Regions from separate parts of the Homo sapiens genome. Here region 2 is linked to region 1. A link is a loop called in an ENCODE intact Hi-C map of the cell type or tissue named here. Cell type or tissue: HCT116. All regions are shown on one strand. Each heading gives the region's core, and the rest is flanking DNA. Links, peaks and the distances in the headings are about the cores only.

Region 1 (4,116 bases), core at 533-3,032:
AAAAAAAATGATTATTATGTCTTCTTGATGAATCAACCTCTTTATCATTATAAAAAGGAAAAAGGAAATGTTTATTTTTATCCTTAATAATATTAGTTATTCTGAAATCTTCTTTGTCTTGTTAATATAGTGGCCCCAGCTTTCACTTTATTGTTTGCATGTTACAACTTTTGTAATTCTTCTGTTTGTAACTTTCATACATCTTTATATTTAAAGTGAATTTCTTTTAAGCAGCTTATAGTTGTTTAGTCATTTTTTAAATCCAGTCTGACAGTACTCATCTTTCAATTGTATCATTTCTTTCACTTATATATACAATGTAATTACAGATATAACTAGGTTTTAGTTGATAATATTGCTGTTTGTTTTCTAGCTTTTTTCATTTGTTTTGGTTCCATTTTCTTTTTCAATTAATTGAATATTTTAAAAATATTTCATTTTAGAATGTGTATCCTGCAGTTTTTGGATGGAGTATTCTATAAATGTCATTTGGATTAAGTTAATTGATGGTGCTGTTCAGGTCAACTAACTATATATCCTTACTGACTTTTTATTAAGATTGATCTATCAATTACTGAAAAGGGGTGTAAAAGTTTCTAACTATAGGCTGGGCGTGGTGGCTCATGCCTATAATCCTAGCACTTTGGGAAGCCGAGGTGGGCGGATTGCCTGAGCTCAGGAGTTCGAAACCAGCCTGGGCAACATGGTGAAACCCCGTCTCTACTAAAAAATACAAAAAAATTAGCGTGTGACAGCAGGTGCCTGTAGTCCCAGCTACTCAGGAGGCTGAGGCAAGAGAATTGCCTGAACCCGGGAGGCAGAGGTTGCAGTGAGCTGAGCTTGCGCTACTGCACTCCAGCCTGGGCGACAGAGCGAGACTCCGTCTCCAAAAAGGAAAAAAAAAATGTTTCTAACTATAATAGTGGATTTGTGTATTTCTCTTTGCAGTTCTATAAGTTTTTGACTCACTTTTGTTTTACACTTGGTTGTTAGGTGCATACACACTAAGAATTTTTTTTCTTCTTCTTAGAGAATTGATGCTTTTAGCATTATGTAATGTCATTCTTATCCATGAGAATTTTCCTTTATCTGAAGCGTGCTGTGTCTCACATTAATATAGCTACCCCAGTTTTCTTTAGATTAGTGTTAGCATGGTATATCTTTTTCCATCCCTTACTTTTAACCTAGCTGAGTCTTTATATTTATGGCAGATCTCTATGGTATTCAACATATAGTTGGGTCTTATATTTTTCGCCACTCTGACAATCTTGGGCTTTTAATTGGCATATTTAAAACTTTCATATTTAAAGTGATCATTGAGACAATTGAATTAATATCTGTCATGTGTGTAACTTTTCTATTTATTGTATTTTGTTTCTTTTTATCTTTTTCTGCCTTTTCTTGTTTTAACTGAGCATTTTATGATTCCATTTTATCTCTTCTCTTAGCATATCAATTATACTTCCTTTAAAATATTTTAGTTGCTGCTCTTGAGTTTGTAATATAATAATTTTATATACAAAATATATTTAATGTGTACATATATATAAATTTCTAACTAATCTAAGTCTGCCTTCAAATAGCACTAAATTGCCTCATGTGTAATGTAGGCTCATTTAAAGAATGTATGTCCAGTTCTTCATTCCTGTTCCTTATGACATTGCTGTCCTTCATTTTATTTATCCACTTACTGTAATAACTAATACATTGTTACTATTATTACTTTAAATAGTTATCTTTTATATCAATTAAGAATAAGAAAAATTTATTTTAGCCTTAGTGTTTTTTAATTTTTAGTTTTTATAGATACATAATAGTTGTATGCATTTATGGGGTATGTGTGATATTTTGATACAAGGATACAAGGTGTATGATCAAATGTGGGTGATTGGGATATTCTTTTTTTGATGTCCTTCCTTTCTGTATATAGACCTAAGTTCCTGAGCGATGTCATTTTCCCTTTTCCTGAAGAGCTTTAAAAAAATATTTCTTGCAGTGCAGGTCTGCCGATAATGAATTCTCTTAGTTTAGGTTTATCTTAGAAACTCTATTTCTCTTTAATCTTTGAAAGATAATTTCACTGGACACAGAATTTACATGGTTTCTGATAGAAATAGCTGAAATTTCTATTCTTGTTTCTCCAGGAGTAAGGTGTATTTTTTCTCTGTATTCTTTCAAGATTTTCTCTGTGTCTTTTATTTTCTGCAATTTGAATATGATATGCATACATGCAGATTTTTTGGTATTTACCTATTTGGTATTTCTGAACTTCCCTTCCTGGATCTGTAGTTGGGTATCTGTCATTGATGTTGAAAAATTCTTAGCCATTATTACTTCAAATACTTTTCTGCTCCCTTCTCTTTTTCTTCTCCTTCTAGTATGTCAATTACATGTACATGGAAGTCACACCTTCAGATATTGTCTCAAAATTCCTGGATGGTGTATTCTGGGGTGTGGGTGTGGATGTGTGCGCGTATGTGTGTATGTGCGTGATTCTTTTTTCTCTCTGTATTTCAGTTTGGGAAGTTTCTATTCACCCTATTATCAAGTTCACTGGTTCTTTCCTTCGCATGTTCAGTCCTTAGCATGTTCAGACATTCATCATTTCAGATATCTAGCATTAAAAAGCTTTTTTCTTAAGAGTTTTCATCACTCTGCACACATTAATTATCTATCTCTTCTTGCATGTTGTTTACTTTTTCCTTTAAAGCTGTTAACATATTAATCATAGTTATTTTAAATTCCCTGTCTGTTTATTCCAAAATCTGTGTCATATTTAATCTAGCTCTGATGGTTGTTTTATCTTTTTTGCCCATGTTTCAGTATGTCTTATATATATTTTTTTTAACTGAAAGCTAGACATGATGTATTGGGTAATGGGAACTGAGGTAAACAGTCGTTTAATGTGTGGTAGTAGGTATTCTGTCAATAATTGCTAATGAATGATGCATGTTTGCGTTGTAAAGTGTAACTCTAAAATGAAACTTGTGGCTCCTTTAAGTCTTTATACTATTTGGAAGAACCAAATGGACTCAGTTTTTTCTGGTATGGAAACATTTTCAGTTAATGTAGCATGACTGAAGCATTTTACTCTGTCAGTTGATTAAGTTTCAAAGCTATATAGTGCCATAGTTTTTTATCCAAACTTGTAAAATCATGCTTAATAATATTATTTTCTTATGTCTCCACATTTACGTTATAAGTTTTAATCACTTTAAAATTTTTAGATTTTTCAGATTAGAACATATTGCTATTATTATTAAAGTAGTACTCCATATTGTCTTTTCATAAATACTAAATTTTGGTCAGGGCCAGTAAGATGCCACAATTATGCTATCTATGAATTCACACACATAAATAAATGCACATACATATACACACATACATATTATATATACAATATATGTAAATTTTCATCTGTAGACATTCACATAATGTGGACATATTCACATAGTAGCTAAAACATAGCTAAAACAATAACGTAAAGACATTCTTTAGAAAAGTTATTAAAATAAAGTCTAACAATTAAATTATTTCAATAATTAGGCTTTTGCCATAGTATGGACTAATGCCAAAAAATAGGTAAGTCCAGTCTGCTGGTTACTGCATTAAGTATCTGGAATTTCAGAATAAACTCTGTGTGTGTGTGTGTGTGTGTGTGTGTGTGTGTGTGTGTGTGTGTGTGTGTTGCAGAAATAATAAAACTACTGAAATAGATTTTGTCACTCTCAAACTTGGGAACTTTGATGAGAGATTTTTCTTCATTTTGCTGGAAAAATAAAGAAGTTAATTTGTAGGCAGACACCATTGTCCTAATTGACTGGTAAGAGTTTTAGCTATCATTAACTAATTCAGCAACATTTTTCTCATAGTACTAAAGAAGACTACAATGGCCAAAGTTTCCTTGTTCCAGCTACCTTCCCTATCTTTGCAATGACTATTATATATACCCCCACACACATACATACACCCCAACATGTTAGTATATCTCTAATAGCTAGCTTCCTCCGGTACCTGGCATCTTTACAGTGACATGAAAAGAAAAATGTGTAAAGTAGTAGCAGAAAAGATATAAATAAATTATGGTACTTTCTTTGACTATTGGAAACTTAACCT
Region 2 (4,116 bases), core at 898-3,397, 490 kb after region 1:
GGTGAGACAACAAAATTGCCACACACATATACACACAATGCTCTGAAGAAAATTAAGGAGGACACGTCCAAGAAAATTTACCAACTAAAAATTTATCTTGGATAATGAAAAGGAAACTAAGATTTCTAAGTATTATACAGGATAAAACTGAAAGCAGAAGACATGAAACTAACAGTTGTATTACATTGTGATATTAGCAAAAAAAAAAAACAAAAAAACACCAAAGTTAAAAATTACTACTAACTTATTAACCAAAATAATTAGTGAACTATAAAGTCAGAACTTACTACTTGTCATTTAGTTTCTCAAGAATGCAATCCTGTCAAAAAAACTGATTGATCAAGGAAATTTGCAAGTTTCTAGGTATAATCTAAACATTAACATGCAAGTCTAAAGTGCCATCAAAAATATTGGGGGCATTTAGAGGACATTCCAAACAACCACAGCAGAATACACATTCTTTTCAAGTGTACATGGAACATACACCAAGATTCACTATATGATGGGACAAAAAACAAGTCTCAATAAATGTCAAATAACTGAAATCATACAGAATATGTCCTCTGACCACAATGAAATTAATGTAGACATCAGTAACAAAAAAATATTTGAGAAATTCCCAAATATTTAGAAATTAAACAGCATACTTCTAAATAACCCACAGGTCAAAGAAAAAGTCACAAGGGAAATTAAGAAACATTTTGAGCTGAATGAAAATGAGAACACAATTTTGTCAGTCCAGGTTCAACCAGAGAAACAGAACCAGTAGAAGACAGATAAATAGATAATTGATGGATGGATAGATAGATAGATAGATAGATAGATAGATAGATAGATTTATTACAAAGAATTAGCTTATACAATTGTGGGAGCTGCCTAGGCAGATCTGAAACCTGTAGAGCAAGCAAGCCATCAGGAAGGGCGTGCTGGAACTTTTGGGCATGAACTGAAGCTACTATTCACAGACGAAATTTATTCTTTTTCAGGGAAGTCTGAGCTCTGCTCTTTGGACTTTCAAATGATTGAACCAGGTCCCCAGATTATCTGTGATAATCTGCTTTACCTAAGTCACTGATTGTAGACGTTAATCACAACTACAAAATAACTTCATACCAACACCTAGATTAGTTTTTGATGGAATAACTGGAGTCCATCGCCCCACCAAGCTGACTTACAAAACCAACCATCCTAACAACATATCAAAATTGGTGAGATGCAGACAAAGCAGTGCTGAGAGGGAAATTTCAAGTTTTAAATGCATATATCAGAAAAGAAGAGGGGTTCAGAATCAATCATCTAAACTTCCATCTTTAAAAGCTAAAAAACAAAACCCCAAAACAGACAAGAAGAAAAAGGGGAAGAGCAGAAGGAGCAAATTAAATAAGTAGAAAAAAGGAAGTTGGAGAACTACATGATTTCAAGCCATACTAATACAGATCATGTAAACATATATCTCAAGGACTTTTAATAACATAGGAAACTTGCCAATTTGGTAAATTGTTAGTTCCAACCTCTCCCTGCTTACCACGTTCCAGATATAACTTTCACAGAAGTTGAGACCTAGATGCACCCTTAAAGGTAGCAGGTAGTTCAATTCTTTCATTTTTAAGAAAAGAACACCCAGTGTCAAATAGTTGGGGAAGAGACATGCAAAACTATAAGCATGGTTTCCAAACTCCCTCCCACAGCTCTTTCCATTGCAACATACGGTCTCCAAGTTGCCTTATATGTTACTAAAAATTTGACACACCTGATTTACTGTGCTGTAGCTTTTGGGAAAACATGCCATTATACCTACTTGCTCATTTTCTTTTACTTCTTAAATGTATCCACAGGCTACCTTGAGAGGCACCTTTCTGTGAATTAGAAAAGAACACTTACTGGCCGGGTGCGGTGGCTCATGTCTGTAATCCTAGCACTTTGGGAGGCCGAGGCGGGTGGATCATGAGGTCAGGAGATCGAGACCATCCTGGCTAATCGGGTAAAACCCCGCCTCTACTAAAAATAGAAAAAATTAGCTAGGCATGGTGGTACGTGCCTGTAGTCCCAGCTACTAGGGAGGCTGAGGCAGGAGAATCTCTTGAACCTGGGAGGCGGAGGTTGCAGTGAGCCGAGGTCGCACCACTGCACTCCAGCCTGGGCGACGGAGTGAGACTCCATCTCAAAAAAAAAAAAAAAAAAAAAAGAGAAAAGAAAGGAACACTTCCCCTGGGGGGTGCCTTCTAGAGGAAAAAAAAAAAAAACCCACAAAACTTTTCTAGACTGAAGGATTAGAAGAAGGTACCCTTAGGACTGACATACCCTCACACCAGTGCAGAAGGCTTGGTGAGTAGAGCCCCAGCTAGATTTCAGCCCATACTCACATTCCATAACTAAGCTTCCCTTTTCAGGTCACAATATGCACAACCATCTTTAGTAGTCCACTTACTAATCATTCACCATCTTGCTGAATGCAGAAAATCAAGTAATGTTAGTCCATAAAAATATTCCATTCATAAATGAATAACATACAGAAAAAAATCTTCTAAAACAATATCTTAAAACTCTTAAGCTATATCTTAAAACTCTTGGCATAACAAAGTTCTAATATTGTAAATACTCTAGTAAAATAATAATATTAAAAGAGGAAGACTTTATTACCAATGCTTTCTTTTAAAGAGTGACATTTTATGTTTGTTTTCTTTAGTAAGATTTGAAGTGTTTCTATAAGTGCTATATTTAAAAAACACATAGATGGAAAAAATAAAGCAAGATGTTTTCCTAAGCAATAAATGTCATTGGGTTTTCAGCAAGGACATTTATGTTTCTAAAATAAAACACTTGCATTCACTAGCTAGATAAAGTTAGAACTTTATCTTTTAAATTTGTTTCCTTCAGTGAACATATCTATAATCACATTGGTAGACACGTTATTTTTGTTCTATGAGGTTGTCATAAAGTTTTTATTATAAACAGGATGTTCTCAAATATAATGCTTTCATTTTTTATAAACATTCAAAATTAAACAAAAGAAATAAAAATAATTAACAATTTTTATAAAATACAATTAGCAAATATTATCTTAAAAGAGACCATTCCTTTCACTAGCAAAATTACTCTTATATCCTACTTACTCCAGTTTGAGTTCCGGCTGGTTGGCAGCATAAACCTGCCTTAAAACGCACCTTCAGGAAAATTCTATTTAACTTCACTTGACTTAACATTTTACAGAGATTCCCTATGTATTTAGAGTGCTCAGTCTGTTTATACTATTTGGTACTTTTTAATGTATTACTTTCTTAATTTCATGTGCTCATGTTTTACAGAGCATGAGTTAGGCAGTAATTGCATCTGATGCCAAGTCATTCTCTGTATCCAACAGAGGGATGTAGGAGGTGGGAAAACCAGGATGCTTATGAAGGATAATAGCTACTAATTTTGTAGGTAGGCTTGTCTTGTTTCCCTATCCCTATAGACTGGCTTCATCAATTCTACTTCATTGGAACTACACCCTTTAAATACAGTCGCTTAAAAGATAATACTCTGGTTGCCATATAGGCTTAATAACTATTGTCAATTACCTGACAAATTAATTTTTAATTTTACTTTGAAATACGCCATGGTTGGAAGAGAGTATCAGACAGTGAGCTGCTCTATGGTTGTTAAATGACAGAACTGGACTGTGTGGTATCAATGGTACTTTCAACTTTATAATCACAGGCCATCAATGGCATTACGTTTTAAAAGTGGTCTCATGTACACATTTCATTTGACCTTATCAAAACACCACTGAAATAGGAAGGGCAGGTATTGATTGCATTTTACTGATGAGGAAGCAGGAGATTCAGAAAAATTGGTTTACTCAGATCTCATTTCTAGCAAACAATGCTGGCATCAGAACCTAAATATTCATAGATCACAGTTGTCATTAAATTTGAGTAACATTTGTTATTCAAATAAATTCTAGCCTAGTGCTAGAAATAAAATTTGTTTTAATCGTGCTATGTAAATTCATTCTTCTCACTAAACCATTACCTCATTTACTGTAGTGATTTGATATTCATTTTCAAATTGTAAAAAGTAAAATAATAATCTAAAATAGTAATCTTAACAAACCTTCCTACTCATATTACTCTT

What was found. Hi-C counts contacts between places; a loop is a spot of excess contacts. Peaks named below come from ENCODE experiments on the same cell type or tissue, not always from the same donor. Only the 100,000 strongest peaks of a DNase experiment are listed, where the experiment ranks them.
Region 2: it touches region 1 in a loop (2.8-fold over the local background); 2 of 110 quality-filtered maps call a loop at or near these places.

What each region holds. Positions count from the first base shown.
Region 1 is chr5:65,312,701-65,316,816 of GRCh38, reverse strand. All of the region lies in intron 9 of ADAMTS6 (ADAM metallopeptidase with thrombospondin type 1 motif 6), which reads left to right. Among named protein-coding and RNA genes, the nearest start is that of ADAMTS6, 170 kb to the left of the region's middle. In HCT116, for the core only: no CTCF peak of the experiment used is centred there; no DNase peak of the experiment used is centred there.
Region 2 is chr5:64,822,798-64,826,913 of GRCh38, reverse strand. The region is part of intron 10 of CWC27 (CWC27 spliceosome associated cyclophilin); the gene reads right to left. Among named protein-coding and RNA genes, the nearest start is that of CWC27, 56 kb to the right of the region's middle. In HCT116, for the core only: no CTCF peak of the experiment used is centred there; no DNase peak of the experiment used is centred there.